2 separate regions of the Homo sapiens genome follow, and region 1 is linked to region 2. Evidence: read pairs that join two places in POLR2A ChIA-PET (ENCODE). Cell type or tissue: MCF 10A. All regions are shown on one strand. Each heading gives the region's core, and the rest is flanking DNA. Links, peaks and the distances in the headings are about the cores only. Region 1 holds the start of TRS-AGA4-1 (tRNA-Ser (anticodon AGA) 4-1). Region 2 holds the start of TRT-CGT5-1 (tRNA-Thr (anticodon CGT) 5-1).

Evidence for each region. ChIA-PET counts read pairs that join two places held together with the same protein. Peaks named below come from ENCODE experiments on the same cell type or tissue, not always from the same donor. Only the 100,000 strongest peaks of a DNase experiment are listed, where the experiment ranks them.
Region 1: POLR2A ChIA-PET joins it to region 2 with 11 read pairs; 5 of 35 experiments call an interaction of 5 or more read pairs at or near these places.

The regions. Positions count from the first base shown.
Region 1 is chr6:27,546,483-27,563,389 of GRCh38, forward strand. TRS-AGA4-1 (tRNA-Ser (anticodon AGA) 4-1) reads right to left here and starts at 7,012; the gene lies at 6,931-7,012. TRQ-CTG2-1 (tRNA-Gln (anticodon CTG) 2-1) reads right to left here and starts at 1,341; the gene lies at 1,270-1,341. TRR-TCT5-1 (tRNA-Arg (anticodon TCT) 5-1) reads left to right here and starts at 15,702; the gene lies at 15,702-15,788. It also overlaps the pseudogene CD83P1. RefSeq lists silencers at 11,398-11,597, 15,588-15,882. In MCF 10A, for the core only: no CTCF peak of the experiment used is centred there; a DNase peak (open chromatin) is centred at 6,949.
Region 2 is chr6:27,610,471-27,627,377 of GRCh38, forward strand. TRT-CGT5-1 (tRNA-Thr (anticodon CGT) 5-1) reads left to right here and starts at 7,886; the gene lies at 7,886-7,959. RefSeq lists an enhancer at 14,487-14,536. In MCF 10A, for the core only: a CTCF peak has its summit at 7,333; a DNase peak (open chromatin) is centred at 7,411.

The DNA.
Region 1 (16,907 bases), core at 2,992-10,991, 64 kb before region 2:
GGCTCCAAGACCCCGGCACCCAACAGGCGTCTCAGTCTTCTACCTGTACTGGGAATTAACACCACCTACCTCCTATCATTCAGAGTTGGTTCACTATTCTGACTTCATCCTGTCTCTACTGGTAATGAGTCCACAAAGTGGTATGATTTAAGCCGCTGGGTTTAGCCTGGGGTGTAATATTGCTGCCCATGGGGTGTTTGACGCTTGAGTTATCTATCTATCTATCTATCCATCTATCTATCTATCTATCTATCGTAAATAAACTTTATTTATCTGTTTCTCAGAGATGACACTGCCAATAATCACAGATTTGCATACGATACTTTGATGCAGGGCGTACCGCTCATCAGTCTACGGGAGTTTGTCTGTTTTTGAGTAGGGTGTTTCTTAACAGTTTATAAAGAGCTTGCCAACATTAGACCATTTAAGCTACTGAACACTAAAGCCTGATAGCAAAAAATACTTTTTCAGCCAACAGCATTTGGATGCACAGTACGACTGGTTTGACAGAAAGGTAAAAGACTATCTTCGCCACAGAGATGGAGAGAAATTGTACTTATGCTGCATATATTAGAAGTAAGTGAGGTAAAAACAACAACGACAAAAAAAAAAAAAAGAAAAGAAAAACAACTCTACAAAGGAAAGAATTACAAAGTTGCCCAGATTTTGCATTCGTAGTAATTAAAATCTCTGCTCTCCTGCATAAAGACCCAAAGAGCAGATTCTGTTTATCAGCACTTCCTACTTCCTCCATCATGTTCAGGGGACAAAATGTTTCCGTGGACTTCACAAATTATTGAAAGAAACAATCCCTTCAGGACGGGCCCGATGGCTCACTCCTGTAATCCCAGTACTTTGGGAGATAGAAGCGGAAGGATAGCCTGAGCCCAGGAGTTCGAGACCATCCTGGGCATAACAGCGAAAACCCTGTCTCCCTCCAAAAAACAAACAAACAAAAATTTCGCTGCTGTGGTGGGGCGCACCTGTCGTCCTAGCTACCTGAGATCACCTGAGCCTGGGGAGGTCGAGGCTGTAGTGAGCTGTGATCCCGGAAAGTGGATTCTATTCCGCCTCCTTACCCAGAGGCAGATATATTGGGACTTGCATAGCTTCTAGGCCGTTTGACTAAGATCAAGTGTGCTATCGGGAGTTGTAGGAATTCATGGAATATATCAGGCCGAAAATTGATTTTGGTAATTTATGTAGAGAGCGTTTTCCCTGGGGAAAACAAAAGGTCCAGGAAGAGGATATATACATATATCTTCGAGCAGGTTCCACCGAGACTTGAACTCGGATCGCTGGATTCAGAGTCCAGAGTGCTAACCATTACACCATGGAACCCCTCTTGGTACGCTTCACCCAAATATTGCTCATGCTGGGTTATAGGCATTCTACTAAACGCATTTAATGTATCAAAGCAAAAATCCTTAGTTTATGCCCACTCAGAACACCCTTTCAAAGAAAACCCTGGGGGATCTATTTATTTATTTTTGCCGATTACATTGATCCATAAAGTCTCCCTTTCCCCTAACCCTCAATTAACTCAGAAACTTGGTGGTCCTGAGCCTTGCTTTCTTCATTAAGAAAAATTGAGCGACTTTTATACGTACCTGAACTGGACCGAACTTCTTCTATGCTTTCTGCAATTTAATGCTTAAAAGCTAGATTAAGTGGACGCTTCTAGTCCCCCATAAAAACGGGGAAATTAAGTCTTGGAGAACTCATGTCTTATCTGCAACTCTACTCAATTTCAGACACGGGATATTTTTCTCCACATAGGTGAGTTATCAGGTTTATTGCCTCTAGGAAAACAACCTTTAATATCTTGATTCCAGGGAATTCACAAAATAATTGAAGGTTCCGTGCGATCGACTGAGAATTATTTAAATTTGGCCTTCTCTCTATCAGGAAAACTAGTTGTAACAGTTAAGAAAAAAAATTACTCAAGTGAAATTAAGCATAAAGCTGCTAAAAAAAAAACTCTTTAAATTGAGGCTGCGTGATTCACTAACCTCAATATTGTAAATTGGAGGCAAATCTGCACCCACGCATGAAGCTATAATTCTGGTCAAACCGGTTCCCTGTGTCTCCCTGGTCTCGGAGAGGTTATGATGATACAATTTTGGGAGACTATAGACAGCCATTTCTAGGTCAGGTGGAGTCAGCTAGGTTAAGAACGAGGCTCTTAGCCGGGCGTGTTGGTGGGAGCCTGTAGTCCCAGCTACTCGGAAGGCTGAGGCAGGGGAATGGCGTGAATCCAAGAGGCGGAGCTTGCAGTGAGCTGAGATCGCGCCACTGCACTCCAGCCTGGGCGACATAGCGAGACTCAGTCTCAAAAAAAAAAAAAAAAAAAAAAAAAAAGAACGAGGCTCATTTTAAAGCAGGGTTTGATTGGAACCTTTACTGCAACTTCTACTCAGCATCATCCAGAGTTTCTCATAAGATAAATTGTATTTGAATTATATTTTCATAATTTGTTTTGAGGAAGGAAACATGTAAAAGTATGTCTAAGTAACAGTATTTATTTAAAGTCCCAGTGGATATTCTAAAGCCTGTAAAAATTGAACTCAAGATTTTTTTCTCCTAGGCTTTTCTTATTGCAGTTGCTCATTTGGAGGTAGTGTCCGGGATTTCCAAATTATAGCTGTTACATAAGTCATTCTCCATCCAGAATTTCTGGCTTCTAGGACATAAAGAGATGAAGAGGCCGGGCACGGTGGCTCACGCCTGTAATCCCAATACTTTGGGAGGCCGAGGCGGGCGGATCACGAGGTCAGGAATTCGAGACCAGCCTGACCAAAATGGTGAAACCCCGTCTCTACTAAAAACACAAAAATTAGCCGGGCGTGCTGGCGCACGCCTGTAATCCCAGCTACTCAGGAGGCTGAGACAGGAGAATCCCTTGAATCCAGGAGGCGGAGGTTGCAGTGAGCCGAGATAGTGTCACTGCACTCCAACCTGGGCAAAATCGCGCCGCTGCACTCCAGCCTGGGCAACAGAGCGAGACTCAATCTCAAAAAAAAAAAAAAGAGATGGAGAAAAAAAAAATCCAGGAGTTCATGGAAGTAAAAGGAGGAGCAGATAAAACCACAATTATAGTGTAATATTTTAGTGTAATATGCCTCTCTGAAAAACTAATAAAAGCATAAATGGAAAATAACTGTAAAGCAAAATAATGCAGTTCATATAACATACATATATAGAGAACAGTGCACATATCGACTTCAGGATTCAAACTTTTTTCAAACATACATCGAATTATCTCAAATTTGACATTTTACCGGACCATAAAGCAATGCTCCAAAAACATAACAGGGTTAGATACATGCTATTATTTCACAGCAATAAAACTGTGTCAGAAATCAAAACATAAAAATTAAAAATTGTATTTATTTGCAAAATGATAAAAACACTTCTAAATAATTCATGGTTTAAAGAAAAAATATCCATCAAAATTAGGACCTATTTTGAAATAAATGATAATAAAAATAGTACATATCAAAATATGTAGTATGCAGCTAGAAATGCACTAAGAAATCCTTAAATACTATAGTATATAAATAAAATAAGATTAGTGATCTAAGCATGTATTACATGAAATTAGTGACCAATCAATAATTTACTCCCAAGAGAATTTTAGAGAAAGAAATAATGAGGCAAAGAGCAGATATTAATGCATTATTAATGCAAACAACAGACATTAATACGAAATAGAGATGATCAACAACGTCAATAAAGTGGCCATCTTTTTATCTTTTTTGATTTTTATTGTGATAAAATACACAAAACATAAAAGTTATAACTTTAACCGTTTGTAAGTGTACAGTTAAGTGGCATTAAGTATGTTGCATTATTGTGCAGCCATCCCCACCATCTATCTCCAGAAATTTTTACATCTTCCCTATACCTGTTAACCAATAAGTCCCCATTTCCCCTGCATTTTTAGTAACAATAATATCAGGTTTTTGGAAAGAGATTGATAAACTCATTAAAAAATAATATGGAAGTGAAAAGGACTAAAGTAGCCTAACTCATCTTGAAAAAGGAAAGCAAAGTTAGCAGACTTACTTTACCAAACAGAAAGATAGAAAGGTAACATAATTTTTAAAAACATGACATTGCCCAAAGATAGACAATACCACGACGTAGAATCCAGTCTTTGAATAAATGGTGAATATCTAAAAGAAAAAAAAAGTGATCAGATAATTATCTACAAGGAAAAAAATTAAATTTACCTCTTTCACATTATCCTCTAAGCCATTTCCAGATTGACTGTAGATCTGAATATAAAAGTAAGCAAACAAAGCTTGTAGAATACAACATCGGGGAATATCTTTATGACTTTGACCCAAGGAAATATTTTCTAGACTTGATGCTAAAAGCGTTAGTCATAAAGGGCAATCCTTCCCGTCTAGATCTTCAAGTCCTTCAGTTCTGAGAATTTTTCTTATATTTCTTGGTAAAATTATCCTCCATTTTTCCTTTGTCTTGCTGGAACTCCCAGTAATGAGATGATATTGAATCTCTGGAATGGGTTGTTCAATTTTCTTTCCACTACTATTTTCCATCTTTGATGTTTTCCTACTGTTTTTGAAGTAGTTCTAAACTGTAACTTCCAAATTTTTCATTAAATGTTTTTCTTTTCCCCTGCTACTTTATTCTTTATTTCTAGGAGATCTTGTTTCATTATCATAAAAAGATAGTACCCCAAGTTACTATTTCCAGGTGAGATGAAGTGTGTTTTACATTTTTTCTCCTATCAAACACAACTATAAGTTATGGGCAGAATGCATGAAATAACTATTTGAAGACTCTGATAATAAAAGAGTAAACAAAAGAGTGTAAGGATGGAAAAAGAACACCAGAATTATCCTATATGTTCTCCCCAAATTGAGTATAGATGTAATGCAATTGCTATCAAAATTCCAGTAGAATTTTTTGGAGATAGAGAAAAGCTGATTCTAAACTTTATATGGATAGATGAAAGAATTAGAATAGCTAAATCAATTTTGAAAAAATGCAGTGAATAATCACATTACCTGATTTTCAGATTTAATACCAACTTCAGTAATCAAGATAGTAAAGTATTGGCAGAAATATAAACATGTAGATCAATTGATCAGAACAGAGATTCCAGAAATAAATTTACACAAATATGGCGAATTGATTTTTGACAAAGGTGCAAATAAAATAAATGAAGAAATTAAAATTGTTCAACAAATAATATTGGGACAATGGGCTATCCATATGCAAAGGAAAGAAAGAAAGGAGAGAAAAGGAGAGAAAGAAAGGAAGGAAAAAAAGTAAGGAAGGCGTGGAAGAAAGAAGTGAAGGAAAAGTGGAAGGAAGAAAGAAAAGATATCCTAACATAAATCTAACAATTTATACAAAAATTAACTAAAAAATTGATCATATATGCAAATGTAAACATAAAACTATAAAACTGTTAAAAGAAAACATAACAGAATATCCACATGACCTTGAGTTGGGTGATGAGTTCTTAGATATGGCACTTTCCAAAAAAGAAAAAAAAATACATTGGACTTAATCAACTTTTAACACATTTGCTCTGCAAAAGAAACTGTTAAGACATTGAAAAAAATAAAGACTGGCAGAAAATATTTGTAAGTCATGTATCTGATAGAGAAATTTTATCTAGAATATATAAAGAATCCTTAAAACTCAGCAATAAGAAAACAACCCAATAAAAATTGGGTAAAGGCATAAACACTTTACCAAACAGAGTATAAGGATGGCAAATAAGCACACAAAAAATGTTTGACATCATTAGCCATTATGAAATGCAACTTTTTTTTTCACAATTGCCCCAAACTGGAAACAAATGTCACACAACACAAATGTCCTTCAATGAGTGGATAAACTGTGGTACATCCGTGCAATGGAATTCTATTCAAGAGCAAAAAGGAATGAAATTTTGATATTTGTAACAACTTGGGAAAATCTTCATTTATTTCTTTTTTTTGAGACGGTGTCTTGCTCTGTAGCCCAGGTTGGAGTGCAGCAGCGCGATTTAGGCTCACTGCAAGCTCCGCCTCCCGGGTTCGCGCCATTTTCCTGGCTCAGCCTTCCGAGTAGCTGGGACTACAGGCGCCCGCCACCACGCCCGGCTAATTTTTTGTATTTTTAGTAGAGACAGGGTTTCATCGTGTTAGCCAGGATGGTCTCGATCTCCTGACCTCGTGATCCGTCCTCCTCGGCCTCCCAAGGTGCTGGGATTACAGGCGTGAGCCACCGCTCCCAGCCAACTTGGGTAAATCTTAAGGCATTATGCTAAGCAAAAGAAGCTGATCTCAAAAAGTTACATACTGTATGATTCCATTTCTACATTTTCCAAAAGGCCAAAATATACAAATGGAAAGAGTATTTATGATTGTCAGCTGCTATGTGTGGGATTAGGATGAGACTATAAAGGAACAGTGCTAGGGAGGCTTATGGACTGATAGAACTGGTGTGTATCCTGATATGGTAATGGGTATGTGTATATACATGTAAGTGCTTTTTAAAAGTCAATTTTACTTAATACTTTTTAAAAATACAGATAGCTCCCATTTGTGGCATAGACTGTACCTTCTCCATGGTTTCTGTGAGAAACACTTTCACCGAGCTCTTGAAAGAGTTTATTTTGAGCAGGGTTTGGAGGAGAGAAAACCCGGTGAGACCCTGGAGCACTGCACGTTGCCAGTGAAGGAGGATTACTGTGGTTACTAGCTTATTTACTTCGGGCAGCTCAGCGACATTTTGACAGCAAACACATACACCGCCAGGGCAGAATTAGAGAGGGGCTAACGATGATATAAGTGCTCCTGTTCGTTCCGCTTTACATTAACCAGAGGGGTGAAAGATGATACAAGTTCTCCTGTATTTTCCGTATTATATTAACCTGACCCCATTTTAGGGTAAAATTTCAAACGTAGTCGGCAGGATTCGAACCTGCGCGGGGAGACCCCAATGGGTTTCTAGTCCATCACCTTAACCACTCGGCCACGACTACAGACATGACAGCATGACTACAGACATGACAGCACAACTACAGACATGACAGAACTTCGGAAGCACTAAGATAAGTGTATCCACCACAGGAGCATCTTTATTTTGAACAAACCGGGTCAATTCAGAAACCAGCTCCCCTGGGGGCAAGTTTGGCTCTGTGCTGGTTGCTGGAGTCCTCGAAACTGAAAACAAATTTACTCACCACGGAGGTGGAGCCCGGCCTTAATCCTAGTTTTAAACCTGGGACCTTTTGCTAGACGATGGGACCTTCTGCTAGAACTTCCAGGAGACCAACCTCTCCTCACTGAATGACACTGTTGCTTAATGGATTTCAGAAAAGGAAATGCTCCCTCAGCTAAGCTGAGGGAGAGAAAAACGATACAGAAAACCTCTGGATCTTCTCACTTGGTGTCCCTAAGCCCCTAAATGTAAACCTAAAATATTTATCTCATTGTGTTTGGGAAATTGTTTTGCAAATGACAACGCGCTCTCACTTTCCAGACGGGTTAAGAAGAAATTTGCAAGTAAAGCCGGCCCGTGAGTTCTTTTCCTGGAAAATCCTAGATCCTAACAGACCCTAGTTACTTTCTAAAAAATTGAACACTTGGTTTAATTTTCTGAACAATGCAATGGTTGATCAAACCAATTTAACCAATAAAGCACATGTCCAGTTCTCCTTTTTACGTTTGTAACTCGCCAGTTCCTTTAGCAGAATGTCCAGATGCTCTATAGAAATGAAATGAAATGAAAAAAACAAAAACAAAAAACCAAAAAACAAAGAACTCTAAATGTGGATGCCAGATCCCAAGATGCATAGATGTACAGATCCCACTTTATGGTCAGAAAAATGTTAATCGACAAAATGAATTTGATGCATCTTGAGAAAGCTAATTGTTTGGTTTTAATATATTATATTTAACCGGAAGTAACAAAGTGCCTTTTACATAGCATTCTATTTAATTCATATATCACGGAGAAAGTTTTTTTCCAGAAAACTGAATCTTTTTCAAAATCAAATAATTTCCTTTTATCTGTACCTAGAGAAAGTTAATTATGTCATGACTGATAAACAGAATAAATGTGGTCATGGAAAGTAAGAATGCATCACACTTACTTTCTATATATAGATGTTTATATCGAACAAGAGCATTACTAATGTGTTTTTTATTGGCCATCTTTGGAAAACGTGCAGTCATTTGCTTTAAAAGATTGTATAATGTATTTTAAATCTTTATTTTCAGCTGGGCGCGGTGGCTCACACCTGTAATCCCAGCACTTTGGGAGGCCGAGGCGGATAGATCACCTGAGGTTAGGAGTTCCAGACCAGCCTGACCAATATGATGAAACCCTGTCTCTACTAAAAATACAAAAATTAGCTGGGCGTGGTGGCATATGCCTGTAATCCCAGCTACTCCGGAGGCTGAGACAGGAGGATTACTTGAACTCGGGAGGCGGAGATTGCAGTGAGCCGAGACTGAGCCATTGCACTCCAGCCACTTCAGCCTGGGCAACTAGAGTAAAATTCCTTCTCAAAAATAAATACATAAATAAATATTTATTTATTTTCTGCCTGTCCCTTTAGGACTATTTTTGGAGCAGGCCTCTGTCATGAGGGTTTCTGAAAAATTATTTGAAAGTCGCAATCTTTTGTTATGAATAAAAAGTTTATAAGAATTTTTAATCAAAATATATATGCAAAATAATGTTTAAAGTTCTATTAAATATTCTCAGGTGAGAAGGACAAAGAAGGCTTCATGAATTCTACAAACCTCTAAATGCTCATTAGAGGTAACATGCTCATTAGAGGAATTATTTCAGTAACTAACAAATTCAAAAAGCATATGATTGTGAAAGTTACTGAACAAGACAGTTGATCAAACCAAGGACTACTTAAGGAAAACATTCAACGACATCAAAGTCCTTGGATCTACATTTCGAGGGTTCATCTTTCTTGTGTCAATATGTGAAATAAATGTCTCTCTTTCTTTCTCTCTCTTTTTCTTTTCTTTCTTTTTTGAGACGGAATTTAGCTCTTGTTGCCCAGGCTGGAGTGCAATGGCATGATCTCGGCTCACCGCAACCTCCGTCTCCCGGGTTTAAGCGATTCTCCTGCCTCAGCCTCCGGAGTAGCTGAGATTACAGCCATGCGCCACCACGCCCCGCTAATTTTGTATTTTTAGTAGAGACAGGGTTTCTCTATGTTGATCAGGCTGGTCGCGAACTCCCAACTTCAGGTGATCCGCCCGCCTGGGCCTCCCAAATTGTTCGGATTAGAGGCGTGAGCCACCGCGCCCGGTCTTAATCTTAATTAATTAGAAAAATTTGCTGGGCGCGGTGGCTCACGCCTGTAATCCCACCATTGTGGGAGGCTGAGGTGGGCGAATCACCTGAGGACGGGAGTTCGAGAACAGCCTGACCAACAAGGAGAAACCCCATCTCTACTAAAAATACAAAAAAAATTACCTGGGCGTGGTAGCGCACGCCTGTAATCCCAGCTACTCGGGAGACTGAGGGAGGAGAATCGTTTAAACCCGCGAGGCGGACGGAGGTTGCGGTGAGCCGAGATCGTGCCACTGCACTCCAGCCTGGGCAACAAGAGCGAAACTCCTTCTAAAAAAAAAAAAAAGAAAGAAAGAAAGAAAAAGAAATCTTGCGTAATGATAGCTAACTCACACTTGGGGGTGTGGAGGGGAGGAGAAAGAACACTCATAATCCCACCTCCCCGAAACCAGCAATAGTAGCACATTGGTCTCTTTTCCTCCTCTCCCCATATTTTGAAGTCATATAGAATATAAAGTGTGCCAACATCCTCCAGCCAAAAATGTTCAGAAATACACCTGTAGTTGAATAAATTAGGTTTATTATTCCTTACAGCAAGCAAGAACACACACCATAAGGAAGCGTAGGGCACCTCGGTAAGATTATTATAAAGTATTAATACTTACAGGATCTACATATCTTGTGTTAGGTGATTTTAGGGGAAGTTTTAAAGAAGCAGAGATTGTTCTTGATTAGATGCTGTCTGAAAGCAGTGGGGAATTCTGTAATTAGATAGCTTAACAGATCTTATCTAGAAGGAGTAAAAACAGAGCTAGACTAGCTTCTTGGAAAACCTGTTCTCTGGGACTGTGCGTTTTCTTTTGGCTCCTATGTCCTCCCTCCCTTGGAAAGAGACTTCTTTGGAACACCCATCCCTCCTTCACTAAGGAGCAGAGCGTGAACTTTTTCTGAAGGAGAGACAGTCACAGAATCCTCCTTTTTCAGTTAGGCTCCTCTGGTCAGCTCTTCACAGACTCTGCCGGCTTTCCTGTTCAAATGCACTTTTGTTTTGGGGTTTTTTGGTCTGTTTGTTTTTTGAGACGAAGTCTCACTCTGTCGTCCAGTCTGGAGTGTGCAGTGGCGCGATCTCGGCTCACTGCAACTTCCATCTCCCGGGTTCAAGTGATTCTCGTGCCTCAGCCTCCTGAGTAGCTGGAATCACAGGCGCGCACCACCACGCCGAGCTAATGTTTTTGTATTTTTAGTGGAGATGGGGTTTCACCATGTTGGCCAGACTGGTCTCAAACTCCTGACCTCAAGTTATCCGCCCCCCTCGGCCTCCCACAGAGCTTTGATTACAGGCGTGAGCCACCACGCCCGGCCTCAACTGCACTTTTGAATACATAGTAATCCTTTGAGCTGGGAAGAAGCAGCCCAGGTTAATGCCATCAGAGTCATAGTCCCAAAGTTGATGAGAAATGAGAGTCAAACCACACTTAATTGGAAAGAAATTGGATTTTTAAAAATCTACAAGCAAAAGTGAATCCACTAAAAATTAGATAGCTCTAACTTATTTTCCTTTTTTTTTTGAAACGGAGTCTCGCGAGTCTCGCTCTGTTGCCAGGTTGGAGTGCACTGGCGATCTCGGCTCACTGAACCTCCGCCTCCTGGGTTCAAGCGATTCTTGTGCCTCAGCCTCCCTATTAGTGCCGGCCACCAAGCCCGGCTAATTTTTGTATTTTCAATAGAGACTGGGTTTCACCATGTTGGCCAGGATGGTCTCGATCTCCTGACCTCGTGATCCTCCCTCCTCGGCCTCCCAAAGTGTTGAGATTACAGGCGTGAGCCACCACGCCTGGCCTCAAATTTCATGTTAGTAAGAATTATGTCAAATGCCTCCCTTGTGCAGCGTAGAGACCACAGAGGGAAATTCTTTGATGTAATCTGTACCCTCCCTACCTCTTCCTTCACGTCAGAGAATGAGAGCCTTTCTGTGGGCTTCATAAAAGACTCAGTAAAAAGAAAAAGAGATTCGGAGGCTTATTGGCTGGTTTTCAATTCTGAAGAAGGAAGGGTGGTTCCTCTCCAAGGAACTAAGGTCTCCGTGGACAGTGTGGTCCGTGGAAGAAACCAAGTTCTGAGAAAGCGATGCCGGCCAGGAGGGGAGAGGGGAGTGGGAAGCGAGTGTGCCCCGAAACCCGTGATAAGTAACCTGGGCTTCGAGGCTCTAGGGATGCAAGAACTTTTCCCCCCAGCTCAATCTTCAGCTCCGGTTTAAAACTCCTTTCTGCGTTGCGTTTTTGCAAACAGTTCAGAGCTCGCATTTTGCTTTGTTTTGCTTCCTGCAAATTTCAGAATTAATTACAGTATTTTCTTTTCTGGATGCGATATAAAGTTGAGATGTCATCGGGCCAGAGAAGTTCCTCACTGTCTATAGTTAACTAGCGTATAGGGACGAATGAATGACCTTAAAGCTCTTAACCATTGGATTCGATCTCGCCGTGGAGGCATGGATTCCAACCCTCCAGTGACGGTCGTATTTGTTTCTGTCACATTGCACCAAGCCATCTTTGGGTCGCAGATCACCTGAGATTTCTTCTCTTCCCTCCACAATTCTCCTCCCGTTTCTCAGACCACAAATGGTCGCCAGTTTCACTTCGCCAAACTTGGATTCTCCCGCGCTTGAGCGTCACTTTCAACGACTTCATTCCTTTCTGTCCAGGACGACAAGAAGCCACTTAATTGACCGCCCCTAACGGAGCAAGTACCGCTGGGCCACACCGTCTCACTGAAAGGCGGAAAAGCAAAGAAAATGGCGTTTTTACATCTCAGTCCAAACAGCCGCTAAAAGAAAATTCCCAAGTTACAAAACCTGGGAGAGTTCTAAAGCCACCTGGACGCAGTAAATTTGTGCCACAATGTCATCGTTTGCTCTGTGAGCTTGTTGACAAAACTCACGAAACTCCTTCTTAAACATAAACAAAAACACAGATATGAAAAAGAACGAACAAGAAGGGCCTATCTTTCGAGAGAAAACTCTGGACTGGAGCTAGAGGAAAGGGACTTAGGGGGCTCGGCTATGTATTAAAAATACCATCCATTGTCAAATGTTGGAAGTTCCTCAGATTCCATTCTGTGAAATCAACTGTCCCAAGCATGGAGTTGGAGAGACCAGATTAAATGAGATATGGATTTTGATCCTTAGTCAAACTATTCCTTTTTTCCCCCCATGTATACATTTAATAACATGAAAGCTATGAAAGATGCAAAAACACAAAATGAACTTAGTATCCCTTTTACACCCTAATATTAGTGGGGGCAACGAACACACAACTAAAGCAATAAAATGTCTTTGGAAAACAGGAGGGGAAGGGCCCAAGCTTGATCTGAGAAACCCAGCAATTGCTAAAATAGCAGTGCAGCATTTACTGAAGTCTCTTCTGCCAGTGGCTCCCATATGTCCATACCTTGGAATGCTTTTGGCTGGTGCTTCAAGAACAGACCATGGACCTAGCCTCCTAGCTTCCCCCAAAGGAATTCCTGCAGAAGACTATGGGAAAAGCTTCTTTGTGATCTTCTTTGTTTGGAATGATGGAAAACATGAGAAGTGAAAGGTATCCTCTCATCCCCAGAACACCACCATAATAGCGAGGATAATGACTCAATAGAGTTTCTTTTTTTAATTGTATTTTTATGTTTTTCTAATAACCTTAACATGTACATGTTTTTTTTCTAATAAACTTAAGATGGAAGTTTCAAATTTGCATAATGCTTCATACTTTTTCAAAGCATTTTCACGTTATTTTATTTTTTATTTATTTGTTTGAGATGGAGTCTGGCTCTGTCACCCAAGATGGAGTGCAGTGGCGCCATCTCCGCTCACTGCAACCTCCGCCTCCCAGGTTCAAGCGATTCTCCTGCCTCAGCCTCCCAAGTAGCTGGAACTATAGGCATGCGCCACCATGCCCGGCTTATTTTTGTATTTTTAAGTAGAGATTGGGTTTCGCCATGTTGGCCAGGCTGGTCTCAAACTCCTGACCTCAGGTGATCCGCTCGCCTCAGCCTCCCAAAGTGCTGGGATTACACGCATGAGCCACAGCGCCTGGCCTCATGTATGGTATTTTAATCAGCCCATGCAATAGCCTTTTGACTTACAACAAAGAAAGCAGAAACCATAAGGAACTTGCCTTAGATCATACAGCCAGTTAGTGGGGCGAGCATCCACAGTGCATGGTTGGCCCAGCATTTCCAGCCCATCACTAAATACCTCTCTATCCTGTTGTCACCTTCTCGGACTTCTCACTCTCCATATCCAGGCTGCTTGTCAGTTCACAACGCAATCTAACTATATAGTTTTCAAAAGGAGAAAAATACAAATCCTTCTTTGACAAGTACATAAAGATGCAAAAATAATTGTGGCACTCTTCTTTATTGCTTGTTTATGGATGTCTTTCCCAGATGAAAACACCCTGCTGGGGAATAATCCTGCCGGAATAATTCCCCAGTCCTGCTGGGGAATAATCCATTGAACTGTTATTTCTTTGTACACAGAATATTCCTTAGTAATAGCAGGACCCTCACACCAGGAAATTATTTGCTAAATATTTCCCACTGTCTCACAGCTTGATCTGTCAATTTTTCCCAGACATAAAACATCTGGGCTGGTATGATAAAACACAGTACATTAAAAAAGATGTTCCCCAGATGTAGAAGAGGACAGCTGTCCTCAGGATCTGTCACGGGGCCAGCTGGGGGCTTTCGTATTTCCCCAAGACCCTTTTCCAGCTGCATCTCAGCATAGCTTTTATATGACTGGATAGCTGCATAAATCGCTAAAAAGATAGCCATGGAGAAATAGTGGTGACTCCAAGCTATATGGTCATGTGATGATTTTCAAGGCCTGCTCATAGAAAAATGGGATGGGATGATCCACTTCCCAGTGTTTTCACTCAGATGAAGGACTTCACAGGACTTCACACTTCTTCAGTGTAGAACTCATTCTCTTCTCCAGTGTGACAGACACACCACTGAGTCCTCAGCTTTAGGAAAAAAAATCCGTAGAAATCCTACTTATACAAGTTCTGTCTTGCAAAGAGTTACTGGCCCCAAATGTTTATTCGGGGAGGTAACTGGGAGAAAAGCTCATTCCATGCCGGGTTTAGAAAAATCTGAGTAAATACTCCGTAGTCATGCAAACTTACAAGTGAAAATGATGAGTGTTAAGTAGAAAACAACCAGAGACAACAACAGCAAAATCCCAACTCTGCGTTTCTTTTTCTTTTTTCTTTCTTTCTTTTCTTTTCTTTTCTTTCTTTTTTTTTTTTTTTTGAGACAGAGTCTCGCTCTATCACCCAGGTTGGGGGTGCAGTGGTGCAGTCTCGGCTCACTGAAACCTCTGCCTCCCTGGTTCAAGCGAATCTCCTGCCTCAGCCTCCTGAGCAGCTGGGTCTGCAGGCGCGCACCACCATGCCCGGCTAATTTTTGTATTTTCAGTAGAGATGGAGTTTCACCATGTTGGGCAGGCTGGTCTCGAACCCCTGACCTAGTGATCCGCCCACCTCGGCCTCCCAAAGTGCTGGGATTACAGGCGTGAGCCACCGTGCCCGGCTCCAGCTTTGTATTTCTTAAAATTCTCTACGGTGTTTAGGACATCCTGTCACTCTCAGGATCACCTTGCCACTTAGGTTTCTCTGCCCTTCCGGTGCCTGCAGAGTGCACTTGTATGTCCACGGGTTGCAGCTGGTAGTGTTTCGGATCTTCAGGGAATAGGATCTTTCACTGGGACCCCAGAAGAGCCATTTTGGCCCTTCTGATGATAGCGCTGTCCTCTGAGGCGCAGATCTTCCTGGGGTGCCTGCACCCTCTCTTCACCGCCCTCCAATAGCTTGACCTAGGAGACCATGTAGGGCACCTGCGGTTCCGAGGGGACGGTGCAGGGCAAGTCCACATCCTCAGAGCAAGCCACCTGCACCTCCCATGTTGCGGGCGCCAGGCTATAGGGTTTACTGGTTTATTATAAAGGATATCGCAAAGGATACAAATGAAGAGGCACGCAGGGCAAGGTATGGGAGAAGGGACGCCGAGCTTCCAAGCACTCTCTGGGCGTGCCACCCTCCAGAAACCTCCACATGTTCAGCTGTCCGGAAGCTCTCCAATTATTCTGGAGACGGAGTCTCGCTTTTTTTTTTTTTTTTTTTTTTTTTTGAGACGGAATCTCGCTAAATTATTCTTTATTTCTTGGCACAAGTGAAAATAGTTATTGAAAGGCTCAGTAACTCCTCCGTGTCAGGGATTGCGTATCCCTTGTGTTGTCTCATTTTTGTGTTTATTGAACTTTCACGGTGACTGGAGCAGAATGTTTTCAGGAGACTTATTATATGAATAGTCAAATTAATTAGCAACCTCAGGACAAAACGGGGGGAGCTCAAGCAGGCTCTGTGGCGCAATGGATAGCGCATTGGACTTCTAGCCTAAATCAAGAGATTCAAAGGTTGCGGGTTCGAGTCCCTCCAGAGTCGCATGTTGCATTTTGTGATCTGAGTGGATACCTGTACCAGTAATTTCTCCTTATATTAATTAATTGGACGTTTTTCCCAGTCAGCGAATCCCATTTTCCTGTAATTTATTTTCTGCTTGTAGTGTTAACATCTGAGGAGCTTCTTCAGAAACGTTGCCACATATAGACGTCTGCAGTCACTAGATGACCAAATCAAAGGGAAAATAATAAAAGTTGGATATTAAAATGAATACCAGTAACTGTTTCTTCCTTATGAAAAACAACTTTCTGGGGCAGATAAACTTATTGTTATCCCAGCCTCTGCTTGAGAATTGCTGGCAGATGTTCTAAACTGTGCCTGTAAGAATTCTGCAGCTTCCATTTGGAAACACGCCTGTTTTCTAGCTGGTGAAAACTCAAAACTCAAGTCTGCTCTTCATCTCATCCTGAACCTCAATAAGCGATCGTTGGTAGTGCAAATATTTCAGCTCTAAGAAATTAATTAAAATTAAATTCGCTTTTAAATGAAATATTGTGGATGAGGGTGTCCAGCACCGATTTTGATCCAAAACAAAGATCGGTAAAAGTCCTCCCCCACCCAATTGTACAAATAGAGCTGGAAAATGTCTCCTTTTCATCCTAGAACACTACTTCCTTAATTTCCTCCACTGGTGCCTAGTTTCAAGTATCCTGTGCATCTTCCCAGAAATTTTATATGTATGTTAACATTAATAATATGTAATATATTTCTGGGAAGATGCATATATATGCATATATGTATACACACATATATACATATATAGATGTATATCTCCACTCATCTTTGACTGAAGTGATATCATTTAACATATGTAGTGTTATTTCATTCTTTATATGAATTACATAATATGCCATAGCATGGATTGTATCATTATATTACAAACACGTCGCACCTTAAATCCAGATTGCCTGCCATCAGGTGGTCTGGCCCATTGTCACTGACAGTTCTTGGAAAAGGCTCTTCTGTTTGTGGAGGGTGAGAAATAGAGGAAAGATACCTTCTTGTCGACCACAGACCTGCTGTATTTCCAGCAATGCCTGTGCCTGGCATGCTCCCATGTGGAATAAAGAGAGAATTGATCAACCTGTGCCTTTGCTTGCT
Region 2 (16,907 bases), core at 3,010-11,009:
GCTAACATGGTGAAACCCCGTCTGTACTAAAAATACAAAAAAAAATTAGCCTGGCATGGTGGCGGGCACCTGTAGTCCCCGCTACTTGGGAGGCTGAGGCAGGAGAATGGCATGAACCCGGGAGGTGAAGCTTGCAGTGAGCCGAGATCAAGCCACTGCACTCCAGCCTAGGTGACAGAGTGAGACTCCATATCAAAAAAAAAAAAAAAAAAAAAGAAAGAAAGAAAGAAAATGTGGAAAGTAGAAAATATACCTAACGATTTTGCTTATTTAGCTAAGGTTATTTCCAGGCAATATATTGAAGATGCCACCTGGCTTTTTCTAGCTGCCTATAGTAAAATAAGAGAGCAGGGAGATAAACTAAAGAAAGAATACTTTAGGACTTGTTGGATATTCAAAAATAAAACTGCTTCTCATTACCAGCCTGTCAAGATGACAGATAATGCTGTAATTAAGAAAAGGCTTTGATTCTGCTGAGAGAAAGAGAGAAGAAAAGAAAAGGCTTCTGCCACGGCACATTAGCTGGAAAAAAAAAAAAAGTCTTCTAGGAAAACATCAGACCCAAGGCATTGTCAGCAAAACATGGTCTAAAGATGAAGCCAAGGGCATGACTTTATTGCTCTATTCTTTTGTTCTGTACCTTTCATTCTGTATGCACTGATAACTTTGAGTTCTTTGTTGTTCTTCTGGAGGATGATTAGAACTTCCATGTCTTTCCATATGTTTGTTGTTTATGTGATATAAGTGTGAGGAGTCGGAACCAACTACAGACTGCTTGGGCTAACAATTTTTCTCTATTCTGTACAAGTTGCCCCTTACATGCAAGCATGGCCTGGAGTGGGGTGGGATATAAATTTGGGGTTTAGATATCTACAGAAAGCAGAGAGCTAGGCATACTTTCCTCCACCATAATCATGTGCTGGAGGCTCCATCAGCCTCCTCTTTGGATGGTAAAGTACTTATTTCTCTTTATTTACCTAAGCAGGTTATAAAGACAGTCTCTTTCCCATACAAGTGAGCTTCATGGCCCAATTGCTCTTCTGTTCTGACTTTTCTTGGAACTGAGATAAAATGCCTCATTTATAGAATCCCTGACATTCTTGCCAATGAACTTCCCTAACCACTTTACTTTCCAAGCTCTTTGAACCCAGTTTCAGTTATTTTATTTATTTATTTATTTATTTATTTATTTATTTATTTAGAGACAGGGTCTCACTCTGTTGCCCAGGCTGGAGTACAGTGGCACAATCTCCACTCATTTCAACCTCTGCCTCCTGGGTTCAAGCAATTGTCCAGCCTCAACCTCTCGAGTAGCTGGGAGTACAGGCATGTGCCACCATGCTTGGCTAACTTTTGTATTTTTGTATTTTTTTGAGACAGAGTTTCACTCTTGTTGCCCAGGCTAGAGTGCAATGGTGAGATCTTGGCTCACTGCAACCTCTGCCTCCCGGGTTCAAGCGATTCTCCTTACAGGTGCCTGCCACTAAGCCTGGCTAATTTTTTGTATTTTTAGTAGAGACAGGGTTTCACCATAGTGGCCAGGCTGGTCTTGAACTCCTTGCCTCAAGTGATCCTCCCGCCTGGATCTCCCAAAGTGCTGCAATTACAGGTGTGAGCCACCACGCCTCACCCTAGTTTCAGTTATTTATGCCTGGCTAGAAATGCATCTATGTCTCCTCGGCTCCTGCGGCCCCCTTTTCATCCTACAAAGAAGGAGGCAAAAGTACTTGTTCCACAAAATTTTACCTATTAGGTATTTCAAAGGTCAACACAGTTAGTATTACAATAGCCTCATCAGGCATTAGCTGTAAGGACAAATGCTATGAATTTTAGTTGAGTCTTGTTTATCAGGCACTGGCCACCAAAATTTACAAAATCAGAATCTTCTTTTTGCTTTTTATGTAAACTCTTAGTCCAACAGAACCAGTTAGCTGTCTACTGATCCAAGGTAGTACTAATGTATGTAGATATTGTCAGTGGATACATTCTGTTTTGGCGTAAATAACTATGAGGCATAAGACTGTAAAGCACAGCCACTCAAAGCGTGGTCTGCAACCCAGTGCTAATTTATAAATGTTAGTTAATAGTCTGGTCTGTTTCAAGATATGGAGCTTATGCCAGAAGGCAAATAACTATATCACTAAGCATCTTTATTTCCATTGACTGATTATAGTAGGAATAGTTTCTTAGTGAAGGCAGCAGTGCATTTAATTATACTTTGGTGCAAGCTTGTCTTTTTGTAGACCAGTAACTTGTGTTCCCTGCACAGTTTTGCACACCACTAGTATTAGAGGGATATTCCAACACTTGTATGGAAGTCAACATTTTTTTTTTTTTTAGGACGGAGTCTCGCTCAGTTGCCAGGCTGAAGTACAGTGGCGAGATCGTGGCTCACTGCAGCCTCTGCCTCCCGGGTTCAAGCAATTCTCCTCCCTCAGCCTCCCGAGTGGCTAGGACTACAGGTGCATGCCACCACGCCCAGCTAATTTTTGTATTTTTAGTAGGGACAGGGTTTCACCATGTTGGCCAGGATGGTCTCCATCTCTTGACCTCGTGATCCACCCTCCTTGGCCTCCCAAAGTGCTGGGATTACAAGCGTGAGTCACTGTGCCTGTCCCAGCATATGTATTTTTAAAAGAGAATTCATTCTATTGGTATAATTAGAAAAATATTTATGAAATATTATTTATATAGTTCATGAAGTCTCCAAGAAAAACAAACTGGGATAACAAAGCCAGAAAATATCACTGCAGCCTTATCAGGCTATTTAGAATGAACCAAGCTATTGCTTAAAGCCAGAAGCTGCATCGCATTCTTCCCCAGGCCAGATGCCTCCTCACCCTTTTTTGACAGAAGGTGAGCCTTCTATATACTAGTCTCACTGAGATGCATCTATTGGGAAGAACCTAGACTTCCTCCGTCATAGCAGTTTATGGCAAACCTATTCATACTCTTCCTTGCAGTGGTGGTGCTCCCAATGTGAGAAAATAAAAAATATCTTGAGGTAAATATTATTTTTTATCAGCTACTCAGGCTTCAACTTATCCTATCATTCAAAGTTTATGAAGCATCGGTCGGGTGCGGTGGTTTACGCCTGTAATCCCAGCAATTTGGGAGGCTGAGGCGGGTAGATCACCTGACGTCAGGAGCTCGAGACAGCCTGGCCAACATGACGAAACCCTGTCTCTACTAAAAATACAAAAATTAGCTGGGCATGGTGGTGGGCACCTGTAATCCCAGCTACACTGGAGGCTGAGGCAAGAGAACCGCTTGAATCCGGGAGGCAAAGGTTGCAGTGGGCAGAGATCGCCCCACTGCATTCCAGCCTGGGCAACAGAGCAAGATTCTGTCTCAAAAAAAAAAAAAAAAAAAAAGTACAGAAATTCATCACCCAACAAACTCCTGGAAGATATCACTATAATTATAAGAACAATCAGATAATGCAGATTATTCTGCATTTGCACTTCCAGATCCATTATCTGCCTTTCTTCTCCCTGGAAAGAAATCACTTGGCCCCTGGCTCCCGTTTGGATTCAGCCAATGGAAGACAGCAGCAGGAGATAAGAGGGCACAAAGAAGAGAGGCAGATGCATGTACAGTATTTCTCCTACTTGCTCCCTGACAGCCTGTGTTCCTCCCATGGGCACAGCTCCTAGTGGGTGGTTCCTCTCCCGTTGCTGGAACTCTTGCCAAATTCTGGCAATTCTGCCCCTTCTCTTTTCCCTTAATGCCTAGGAATAGTGAAGATTCCCACTGTTCTGATCCCTGAAGATTTCCTCACATCTTCTTGGTTCCCTTAATTCTATAAAGAAGCCCTCCAATAATCTTTCCTCAATCCACCTGATGAATATAACCAGATTTACCCAAGCCCACTTCTGATCCTTACTCTCCTGACCGCAGTGTGGGGAGGCGCTTCAAAGATGGAGCCTAGGCCGGGCGCGGTGGCTCACGCCTGTAATCCCAGCACTTTGGAAGGCCGAGGCGGGCGGATCACGAGATCAGGAGATCGAGATCATCCTGGCTAACACAGTGAAACCCTGTCTCTACTAAAAAATACAAAAAATTAGAGGGGCGTGGTGGCGAGCGCCTATAGTCCCAGCTACTCGGGAGGCTGAGGCAGGGGAATGGCGTGAACCCGGGAGGCGGAGCTTGCAGTGAGCTGAGATCGCGCCGCTGTACTCCAGCCTGGACGACAGAGCGAGACTCCGTCTCAAAAAAAAAAAAAAAAAAAAGAAAGATGGAGTCTATAAGAGCATCAAGGTCCACGGCCTGAATAGTAACTTCCCTGCATTTGTGATTTTCCCTCTTAAAGATAACTCTGAAATTAGAAATCAATATAACGGGTGCTCTGAAAACATTCATTAAAACATTCTAATTAGGCAAAGGTATATACTACAATAGAAGTAGGATTTTTTTTTTTTAAGATGGAGTTTCACTCTTGTCACCCAGACTGGAGTGCAATGGTGTAATCTCAGCTCACTGCAACCTCTGCCTCCCAGGTTCAAGCAATTCTGTCACAGCCTGCTGAGTAGCTAGGATTACAGGAGCACGCCACCGCGTCCGGCTAATTTTTTGTATTTTTTTTTTTTTTTTTTTTTTTGAGACGGAGTCTCGCTCTGTCCCCAGGCTGGAGTGCAGTGGCAATCTCAGCTCACTGCAACCTCCGCCTCCCGAGTTCAAGCGATTCTCCTGCCTCAGTCTCCCGAGTAGCCGGGATTACAGGCACGCGCCACCATACCCAGCTAATTTTTGTATTTTAGTAGAGACGAGGTTTCACCATGTTGGCCAGGATGGTCTCCATCTCTTGACCTCGTGATCCGCTCGCCTCGGCCTCCCAAAGTGCTAGGATTACAGGCATGAGCCACCACCCGGCCATTTTTTGTATTTTCAGTAGAGACAGGGTTTCACCATGTTGGCCAGGCTGGTCTCGAACTCCTGACCTCAGGTGATCCTCCCGCCTTGGCCTCCCAAAGTGTTGGGGTTATAAGCGTGAGCCACTGCTTCCTACCGGAAGTAGAAATTAATAACAATAAAAACAATAAAGTTAATTGTTTAATTTAGTGTCACAGAGTCAAAGGGACAGATCCTACATTTACTAAATCCTGAATTATTCAGCTCCTCAAATCACATTTATTTGAAGGTTAAACCAAATACAAAGAAATATTACTTTTGCATATTTTTTTATAATTTAGAAAGTATTGCAATATAATCATTTGACTTATAGATAAATTCAAAAGTCAACCAATAGCCATCAGTATGCTGATTTATTTCCTTCTAAGATTTTGCTCTGCAAATACACTGAGAATGAAATTGTGATCATTCATAAAGTTTTGTCCTCTGCTTTGTTCACTCAATGGTAGTTCATGAACTTTCTCTGTATTATTAAATGCCGGTTTCTTCTAAAAACCTGTAAGAGCTGCATGATATTCCATATGGATATGGTATGGTAAGATAAGCTTGCACCAAAGTATAATTAAATGCACTGCTGCCTTTACTGAGGAACTCTTCCTACAATCAGTGAGTCAATGGAACTAAAGATGATTAGTGATATAGTTGATTTGCCTTCTGGCACAAGCTCCATATACAATATATACCTATACACATACACATATATGTACCTACATATACCTATATATAGTATATAGTATATAATGTGGTGTTCATAAGTTGAAAAGTGGTTCATTACCTATTTTCTAAAATCCAGATTCACAGCCAGAGACTTGAGCCTGGGAGATGGCAGTGGAGTCAGGGCATCTTTGGGAATGTGGCTAACAAATTTGGTAGAGGAAATGTGTATAGGAACAGGCTACCTATCCACTCCTAATTCCCGCCCCTTCAGCATTCTCCCTTTCATCTTTATTATTTTTCCTTTATGTCTCTGTTTTCTCACCACTGTCCCCTTCCCTCCACCCCCTAACTTATGAGTCTTCTCTAATTCTGAAGGAGCCCAAGTTGAGAAAAGCTCTGTAAAAGAGGCCATACCTAATTTTATCAAGAACTGAAGGTCTGTTTTATCTTTTGGCTCCAGACACCCTCCATGTAAGTTCCCTGGTGCAAGCCTCTGCTGACTTGTGGAAAATGAAGTGAGAAGTAAGAGATATTAAGGCTGGTACTTTTCCAGAATTTCAGTCCTTGCAGGCCCTCGCGTAGCTGCCAAAACACTTGCGATATAATAGTGTGTTTGCAGGTTAACTATTGTGTCACAAGTGCCTTATGTGGTAGAGATTTGAATGCATGCCCTGCCTACTCTTAACTACTGTGTACTCCTTGAGATAAAGAAGTGACATCCACAGTACCTTTCCCATGATTGCTCATGCTTTACTGAATACTGTATTAAATGAATACCTTTAAGAATCAGAAGTCTTAATCTCAGCAGACAAGGAAAGAAAAAGAGCCTACTGAGATACCTTAAGAGCATTAAAAAAACACACCAAAAAAAAAATTAGGTTCAAGCGATTCCTCTGAACATAATAGACCTGTGTTTCACTGAGGTTATACTTTTCTTTAGGCACTAGAAATCAGGAGGCGAACACTGTACCTAAACATAAAACGACATTCTCAAAAACTGCCCTGCACAGGCTTGTTGGGACTTCACGATCCTTCTTGGACCTGCATCCCCCTCTTCTCTGGTACTCGGGTGATGACAAGGAGCTTCAGGAGAAAGGGTCCCTTCTACCCAGGCAAGTTTAGGATTTTGGAAAATAGAAACAAACAACTGGCTCCTCTGGGAGGCGAACCATTGATTCTAAGAAGTTCAGGATGGAGAACAGTGATAAAATTGACCTTGCATTCTCTCCGCTCTCACTCTCTGCCGCGTTAATATGCCCTTCCATTTCTTGTTTTGTTTTCCTATTGTTTGCGTTTATACCACTTCCGGTCACACGGGCATTGTTTTGCCGGTATGACTTTGGGGGATGAAGGTGGGGATGCGGAATATGTGATTGTTTTACCCTTTAAGACCTTTGGGACAGCTGGCTGGATTGCTCTTAAACAGCAGATTTCACAGCCTGTCTTCTGGAAGGGAGAGCTGCGTCCTCGGGATAAGACAGGCGCATAGAGCCTGGATTCCCCGCTTCCCAACCAGTGGCTCGCATTTTTTTCTGAGTTGTTTTAATGTTACTTGTATTTGTCAGTAGTCGAGGACTTTTTAAGTTTTTATTTATTTTATTTTTTTAAGGGATATTGTTTCTTTATGAGCACAGGGCCCCCGACTTGGGACAGGAGACTTCAGATTTATGGTTTAGTTTACTTTTCTACCCCGGTCTGCTTGTCCGAGCCGAATCTCAAATAGCTTTTCTCATGCCCCTCCCGGCCCCTTTCCCCTTGTGGAAGAGAACAAATTTCTGGTTTCTTTGCTACAGCGCCGTTGGATGGAGCTCTTTTATTTGGATTTCGGTGTCGCTCAGTGGAGAAGTAGAAACATGGCAAGGATTTACTCCCTGGGTGGAGGATCCAAAATGATACAATCTTAAAGACGACTGGAGCAGGCGGAGCCTCTCTTGGGCTTCTGTCCCCGGGAGGTGCTTCACTGCCCCTTTCTTTACTGTCTCACCCTTACCCTCACCTGTCAGTGTGGCTCTTTTGATTTATGATTTGGGGGAATTTGAGACAGATGAAGGCACTTTTCCCCCAAGGCGCTAAGAACTGAAGTTCAGAATACCTGGGCATTAAGCAGAGTGAAAAGTACTGCAGACAGTGGGGCGTGGCTAACAATGGCCGAAAGCTAATTGGAGGGGAGGCTAAAATTATTAGAGAATGCAGGGATCTGTGTTGTTTGACCATAAGCCAGAAAATCGGAAGAGGGAGAAAAATGAAAAATCAGCAACAAAACTGGGTCGAGAGTGAAAATAGCTTTAGTAAGAGGAATTAAGTTCAATTCTATCGTGGCCCTGTAGCTCAGCGGTTGGAGCGCTGGTCTCGTAAACCTAGGGGTCGTGAGTTCAAATCTCACCAGGGCCTAACAGACTGCCCTTTGGGTTCTGGTGTTTACCTACACTTCTTGTGTCTTATTTTTATGTTTTTTTGAGACAAAGTCTCGCTCACGTCACCCAGGCTGGAGTGCAGTGGCGCCATCTCGGCTCTATACAACCTCCGCCTTCCGGGTTCAAGCGATTTTTTCCCGCCTCAGCCTCCCGAGTAGATGGGACTACAGGCCTGCACCACCAAGCCCGGCTAATTTTTGTGTTTTAGGGTAGAGACAAGGTTTCGCCATGTTGGCCAGACTGGTTTGGAACTCCTGATCTCAAGTGATCTGCCCGCCTCGCCCTCCCAAAGTGCTGGGACTACAGGCGTCAACCACCGCGCCCTGCCGAAGGGTGCGTTTATTAGATGCCAAAACCTAAAACTGGAAATTATTCAAATCGATAAGCACCCATTTTAGCCCACCTTCTCAGAATACAGGAATGTACTGGTAGCAAAAGTAGGAAATGCTAGAAATACACTCTGGTTCCAAAATGGCAGAAGCAAGCTGGCTTCACTGCTTCCTACTGAAAACCAAAACTAAATACACAGCACCAAAATTATCACCAAACGTAAGGAATTCTAAAATTAAAATTCCTCATAACAGATGGAAATGAAACTGCTGTGCTATCTGAACTGTTGATGATACACGAAATTCAGCTGTGGGAATCTTTGAAGATCTACCAATACAAGAATTAGTGGCAATATAAACCAGCTAATAAATGTCTCTTTCTGATAAACTAATTTGTATCAAATCTCAGTCACCTGCAACCTAAGGAGTCCCCACTAATTTAGTCATTGTAGGCCTAAAGAAACCACATTATAATTATCGATTTTATGATGCTTATTTAATGGACTGTAAGCTCCCTGATAGCAGGCATCATATCTTATTTAATATTGTATCTCAGAGCCTTGCAGAGTATGAACCCTGGTCTCTGCTAAGTAACAGTTTCTTGAATGAAGCACAGCTAAAGAAATACAACCAGGCTGGGCACGGTGGCTCAAGCCTGTAATTTCAGGCCAAGGTAGAATCATTTTAGTCTAGGAGTTTAAGGTTGCAGTGAGCTATGGTCACGCCCCTGGGTGACAGAGCTGAGACCCTGTTGAAAGAAAGAAAAAAAAAGAAAGAAAGAGACAATCAGAATGTAATGAGTTTGTAAATACCGCAGGAGGTAGAAAATTTACCTGAAGCCTGAGAAATCAAAGTCAGCAAATATAGAACAAAGAAAACAACACAGCAAGCCCTGATAAAGATTCTACCTAAATGTAAAGTGACCAATCCTCCTGGTCTCAATTTATGCGTTAGAATCGGAATTGAGCTGCCTGCAAAATTGAACACCCAAAGATAACATCTGAGTGGCTCACATAAATTGTTAAAATCAGTAATCTATATCAGAGACTAAAATGATGGAGTTTCTCTCCACCACATTTGTTCTAAATACTGAATAACATAATAATGTCCACAAGCCACAAATACACTCCTCAAAATGGTAATTTGGATTCTTGAAATAATCCAACACTTTTTGTTGTACTAAGTTTGGAAAATCTACTTTAAATTGCTTAAGAATCAGGACAGGCACAGATTATTCATTTCCACTAAAATCCGCCAGAGCAGCTTTTAGTTGCTTGCACATTAGGACTATCATTCCTTTCTGAAAGCCCTCAGGGTACTTTATGTTTCCATGACTTCATAGATACTGCTTTCTCTGCATGCAATAATAATTTCATCCCTTCTTCTAGCTAAGTCCTACTAATTCAGATTTCAAATAATGTATCACTTTGCCCTCAATCTAGGTGAGAGATGCTTTTTCATAGCACCATTTGCACTCCTTTATTATATTTGAATAATATCTAGTAAATAATAATGTATTTTTTCTTTTCTTTTTTTAGAGGAAGTCTCACTCTTGTCACCCAGGCTGGAGTGCAGTGGCGCGATCTTGGCTCACTGCAACCTCCGCCCCCCGGGTTCAAGCTATTCTCCTGCCTCAGCCTCCCAAGTAGCAGGGATTACAGGTGCCCGCCACTATGCCTGGGTATTTTCTGTATTTTTAGTAGAGATGGGCTTTCAGCATTTTGACCAGGCTGGTCTCGAACTCCTAACCTCAGGTGATCTGCCCGCCTTGCCTTCCCAAAGTGCTGAGATTACAGCGCCTGGCCTCTTTCTGTATTTTTGAAACCACTTTTGCAAAGATTATAACAGTGGGAAAAGTATGACCATAAAAGAGATCTGACCTGACTCCATCTTGGCCTTTGCCTCCAAGCTGCCCTTATTATTCCTGGGTGTAGGTGGAACTAACTTTGGGAGGAATTTAATTTTTAACTATCATTTAAAAGCCGTAGCTTCTGAATTTTCAGGGGGCCTGATTTGAGTAACAGTAAAACTCCAATCTCCCATTTAGCTGGCTTTATGTGTATTAAACTCTTTCTCCATTGCCATTCCCCGTCTTGATAAATCAGCTCCACCTGGGCAGCTGGCAGGACGAACCTTTTGGGCAATTACATTTAGAAGTTTGGTAACCATGAGGATGTGTCTCCATTTTGTTTATCTATTTGTTTTTTCTAAATTCTGGGGTGACCTAAAAGGTATCTCAGTTTTGTTTTTGTTTGTTTGTTTGTTTGTCTGAGACAGAGTCTCACTGTGTCACACAGGCTGGAATGTCGTGGGGGAATCTCGGCTCACCGCAGCCACCACCTCCCCTGTTCAAGAGGTTCTTGTGCCTCAGCCTCCTGAGTAGCTGGACTACAGGCGTGTGCCACCACATCCAGCTAATTTCTGTATTTTTAGTAGAGACTGGGTTTCGCCATGTTGGCCAGACTGGTCTTGAACTCCTGGCGTCAAGCGATCTGCCTACCTCATCCTCTCAAAGTGCTAGGATTACAGGCATGAGCCACAGAGCCCAGCCAAGGTATCGGTTTTGATGGATTGAAAGTACTTGTTTTTCATGGAACATGGCTTTCTTTATAAATATTTACAAATATTTCTATTGAAGTTTTATTTCCTTTTCCACTGAAGTTATTCTCAACTTCAGACACACGTTACCTGATTTTGCTTAGTTATCCATTATCTTTCAATAAAATTTATAACTTTTTATATGTTTGTCTTTTTTCTTTGAATTATTTGAAATTTTCACTAACCTTTTCTTGCCACTCGGTTTTTTGGGGAAGGACCACAAACTCCTTTACTTGCTGTTTCTAATTTGTTAATTCTGCTACTGTTATAGCACACTCTTTTCTTTGCTCTTCAATCTCTGCTTTCACTCAATTCTGTTATCTTCTATAGGGGGAAATAAAACTTTTTCCTTGACTTTCTTAGGTTTAGTGAGTGGAGTCTTGGAAATTAAACTGACAAAAAACAATAATAGGAGAAAAGGCATACAAACTTTGTTTGATGCTATTATTTTAATTTTAATGTGTACACAGGGATCTCACAGAAAAGAAAGTAAAAACCCAAAGAAGTGTTTAGGCTTGAGAACTTATGCACTATTTAACAAAGGGTGATAAATTCTGGAGAACTGACAAGACAAATGAAAAGCATTTAGGCTTTTAGGTAAGGTAAGGTAAATATACAGATGGGGGGAAGATGTTAATGGAAATAAGGTTTGTTTAAGCAGATTGTAGATGATGCATTTCCAATGATAACAGTTGTCTCCTCTTCCCAGTATGTGAGAGGGGAGAGGGAAGACCTTCACAAAAGTAAATTTATGCTCTGCTCTTAGACAGAAAGGGGGAAGGTAGAGAGCATTTCTGGCATCTGGTGTTTCACTCAGTTGCCTTCAGCTAAAAATAATTCTTATGCTATAGTAGCATATTTTGAGATGCCATATTTTGATCCCCTTCACTTGTCTTTTTTTTTTTTCTTTTCTTAAGACAAGGTCTCCCTGTCACCCAGGCTGGAGTGCAATGGTGTGATGATAGCTCACTGGAGCCTCGAACTCCTGGACTCAAGCCATCCTCTCACCTCAGCTTCCCCAGTAGCTGAAACTATAGGTGCATGACACCACACCTGGGTAATTTTTAAAATTTTTTGTAGAGACGGGGTCTCAGTAGGATGCCCATGCTGATCCCAAACTCCTGTCCTCAAGTGATCCTTCCTCCTCAGCCTCCCAAAGTGTTGGGATTACAGGCGTGAGCCACAGCACAAAGCCCCCTTCATTTGTCTTTGAACTCATTTTCTTTGCATCCAGAGCATAAGCATATGACAAAGAATTCACCAACCAAGTTCATCCACATCAGGTTTTGATTCAGAAATTGTGGACATAGGCCGGACGCAGTGGCTCATGCCTGTAATCCCAGCCACCAAGGCAGGTGGATCACCTGAGGTTTGGAATTTGAGACCAGCCTGGCCAACATAGTGAAACCCCATCTCTACTAAAAATACAAAATTAGCTGGGTGTAGTGGCTCACGCCTGTAGTCCCAGCTACTCGGGAGGCTGAGACAGGAGAATCTCTCTTGAACCCGCGAGGTGGAGGTTGCAGTGAGCTGAGACTGCGCCTCCAGCCTGGGGCAACAGAGTGAGACTCCATCTAAAAAAAAAAAAAAAGAAAAGAAAGAAGGAAGGAAACGAAAGAAGGGAGGAAAGGAAAGAAAGGAAGGAAGAAAGAAAAGAAATGAAATTGTGGACATAAAGAAGCAGACAGTACAAGGCATCCATTCTGGTGGTGGTAGTAGCCAATATGTTCATTTTCCTGTAAAAGCCATGAACTATTGCCTTGTAGTGGCAACAGTGTGAGCAGTTCTGTAGTGTGATTTTGGGTGTTGTTTCTAGCTGTATAGTCTACAAGCCTGGTGTTCTGGCTTACTCAGGTGTTCTATGAACTACTTTATAATCTTTAGTGAATGCCTTATGTACTTCTAGTAGAGCTGGTTTAGCCATTTCAAAGTGACTGTCATACCGGAAGAACTCTAACTTGCCAGTTTTAAATTGTTCTTCTAGCTTAGGTGAAATTGTTGGTCTGAGTGTTTGGAGTGGTGATTCCATACGGGTCTGCAGTAACTCAGTTATTGCCTCCAAGCAGGAAATAATTTGTCCGAGGGGCATAAGGTAGAGTAAGAGACCAAGGCAAGTTTTAGAGCTTGGAAGAAGGCCAAGCATGCAACTTGAGAGATCCGTGTGCTCTTTGGCCCTTGCCTTGGGGTTTTATACATTGGCATGGTTCCGGGGTTTCTGTTTCTCCTCTTTTGATTTTTCCCTTAAGGTGGGCTATCTGCATGCTCAGTGGCCTGCCAGCCCTTGGGAGGGGCCACATGCATTGTGTGTTTACTGAAGTTGTGCACATGCTCATTTGAGGTGTTTTCTCTTAGCAGTCTAGTGTTTCTAGTGTTCCTAGAGGAAGGTCAGACACTGGTTAAACGCCATCATTTTGCCTCTTAGTGCACATGCTTGACCCCCTCGCCCAGCTCCCGAGACCTTACTGGGAAGCTGCTGATCACCAACACCAAATGTTTTCTATCTATTGGGAGACTGCCTCTACTGGGAGACTGCCTTTCCCTGGTGCTGGCTATGACTAATTATTATTTTATTTTATTTATTATTTGTTTATTTATTTATTTTTTTGAGACAGAGTCTCGCTCTGTCGCCCAGGCTGGAGTGCAGTGGCGTGATCTCGGCTCACTGCAAGCTCTGCCTCCCGGGTTCAGGCCATTCTCTCGCCTCAGCCTCCCAAGTAGCTGGGACTACAGGCACCTGCCACCACACCCTGCTAATTTAGTTTTTGTATTTTTAGTAGAGACGGGGTTTCACCGTGTTAGCCAGGATGGTCTCGATCTCCTGACCTGGTGATCTGTCTGCCTCGGCCTCCCAAAGTGCTGGGATTACAGGCGTGAGCCACAGCGCCCAGCTGACCAATTATTATTCCAGAGAGACAGTTTAACAACTCCCTGATCATCACCTGCTGGTGACCTGACATTCTTGGGGCAGGGGATTGGGGCAGCTAGGCAGACATGCCATGCTCATGTCTGCCTAGTGCCTACTCTAACATGAGGTTGTCAGAAATAATTAGCCTTAGGACCATATCCTTCCACTAACCCTATCTTTTCCGATCACCAGCCTCACCTTCCTTCTGGAGAGAGAAAGGTGTAGTGGATTTAGTGTTCTTACGGTCTGTGATGGCAAATTATGTGTGTTAACTTGATTGGGGTAAGGAACACCCAAAAAAGCTGATAAAATGTCATTTCTGGATGTCTGTGAGAGTGTTTTTGAAAGAGATTAGCATTTCAATCAGCAGACTGAGTAAAGCAGATCCACCCTCACCAGTGTGCCTGGACATCATTCAATCCATTAAAGGCCTGAAAAGAACAAAAAGTGAAGGAAGGGATAATGCTCTGTCTTCTTGAGTTGGGACATGCATGTTCTCCTGTCATTGGAGCTCCTGGCTTTGGGATCTTCAGACTGTAGGATTACACTAGAGCCTCCCTTCTTGTCCTAGGACATTGGACTCAGACTGAATTACACCACTGGTTTTACAGGCTCTCCAGCTTGCAGACAGCAGATCATGGGACTTCTTGACCTTTGTAACCTCACAAGCTAATTTTCAGAATAAATCTACTCTCATATATCTAGTATCTATCTATCTATCTACCTGTCTATCTATTTGCTATTCGTCTGGTTTCTCGGAGAATCCTGACTAATACTTGGCTTTCTATATGACGCTAATTACTCCACAGTGATGAGAGGGAGCTTTAGTGTGACTTTCTGGGCATCTTTGTGGCAACTGACCCCTATTTCCACATTATTTTATTTTTTTCTTTGTGTCTTGCCAAGCCTTGATTATTTCTTGGAGATCACTCATTCTGGGTAGACTCCAAAATCACTCCCAGAGACTCTCCTAACTGTATCCTACAGAGAGGAGATGCCAAAATAGTGAAGTTTGACAGCTCTATCTTGTGACAAGTACCCCTTTTTAGTGTAGCAGGAGAGGGGTTTCTAGTATAGAGAGATACTGTGCAACTTTTTCCTGGTCTGCATTCCTCCACTCCTCCCCCTACCCCCTCACCCCCTGCCCTACACAGTGTACATACCACCTGTGAACCTGAAATATCTGAGACAGGTCTCAATCAACTTAGAAAGCTTATTTTGCCAAGGTTCAGAAAATGCCTGTGACACAGCCTCAGAAGGTCCTGATGACATGTGCCCAAAGTGGTCAGGGTACAGCTTGCTTTTATACATTTTAGGTAGACATGAGACATTAATCAATATGTGTAAGATGTACATTGGTTTGGTCTGGAAAGGGACAACTTGAAGGAGTTGAGCGGAGGGGGTTTCCAGGTCATAGGTAGATAAGAGACAAACAGTTGCATTCTTTTGAGTCCTTGATCAAGGACTCAATTCACTGAATACACAATTTACCTGGGGGCAGCAAATTGTCATTTATGCCTTAGTCTCACTCAGGGAAACTGCATTTTTACATAAACAATAGGGCAGAGGAAGCAATCAGATATGCATTTGTCCCAGGTGAGCAGAGGGATGACTTTCTGTCTCACATCTGTGAAGATAAGCTATCAATTTACATTGCCAGGATAAAATTCAACAGAACTGTTTTAGGGTAAAGATCTTGAGGCCCACAAGGAATTTTTTTGTGGGAAAACTGTGAGGGAGGTATGTAGCTTTTTCATCTTTGTAGTTATCTTATTTGGGATTAAAATAGGAGGCAGGTTTGCCTGACGCATTTCCCAGCTTGACTTTTCCCTTTGTCTTAGTGGTTCTGGGGTCCTGAGATTTATTTTCATTCCAAGCACCAAAGTGGAGAATTTTTTTATTTTTTATTTTTTATTTTTTTGAGACAGAGTTTCACTCTTGTTGCCCAGGCTGGAGTGCAATGGCACAATCTCAGCTCACTGTAACCTCTGCCTCCTAGCTTCAAGCAATTCTGCTGCCTCAACCTCCAAAGTAGCTGGGATTACAGGCATGTGCCACCATGCCCCACTATTTTTTTATACTTTTTGTAGAGATAGCGTTTCACTATGTTGGCCAGGCCGGTCTCGAACTCCTGACCTCAGGTGATCCACCCGCCTCGGCCTCCCAAAGTGCTGAGATTATAGGCGTGAGCCACCGTGCCTGGCCATGGTGACTTTTAATCTCCTCTTCTCTCAGTGATTAATTTTCTCTGGTTGTTTGATGAGATTCCTAGGAAAAAAGTTCAAGACAATTGCATTCATTTTGGAAGAACTTCCTTCAGTCATGTATGGGGAACTTCAGATACAGCCCCTCCCTGCACTTGCTCTTGGAGGGGAGAAACAAGGGAAGGCCAGAGAGACCCTAATTTTGAGGCCGCTTCTAAGAGCCTTCCAGTTTCCTTTAAGTCTAAGAACTCAGCATGCCCAAGCACCATACTTTGGGGTATCCTTTTCTAATCCCCAACATATACATACAATTTGAAAGAATCACCCAAAGAATGAACTATTAAGGGCAACAATCTAGAATAAAAATTCTGAGAATTGGCCGGGTGCAGTGGCTCACGCCTGTAATCCCAGCACTTTGGGAGGCCGAGGCAGGCAGATCACGAGGTCAGGAGATCGAGACCAGCCTGGCTAACACAGTGAAACCCCATCTCTACTAAAAATACAAAAATTAGCCGGGTGTGGTGGCACACGCCTGTAGTCCCAGCTACTTGGGAGGCTGAGGCAAGAGAATCGCTTGAACCCGGGAGGTGGAAGTTGCAGTGAGCCGGGATCGCGCCACTGCACTCCACCCTGGGTGACAGAGTGAGACTCTGTCTCAAAAAAAAAAAAAAAAAAGTTCTGAAGAATTGACATATATTTCAAGGTTCTCAGGTGATACATTGATTCTATAAATGAATGCATTTAAGCATTCATTAGACAAAAAACTGAAAACAAGCCCTAATATCCTCCAATTTGGGCTGGGCACTGTGGCTCATGCCTATAATCCCAGCACTTTGGGAAGCTGAGGTGGGTGGATCACCAGAAGTCAGGAGTTCGACATCAGCCTGAC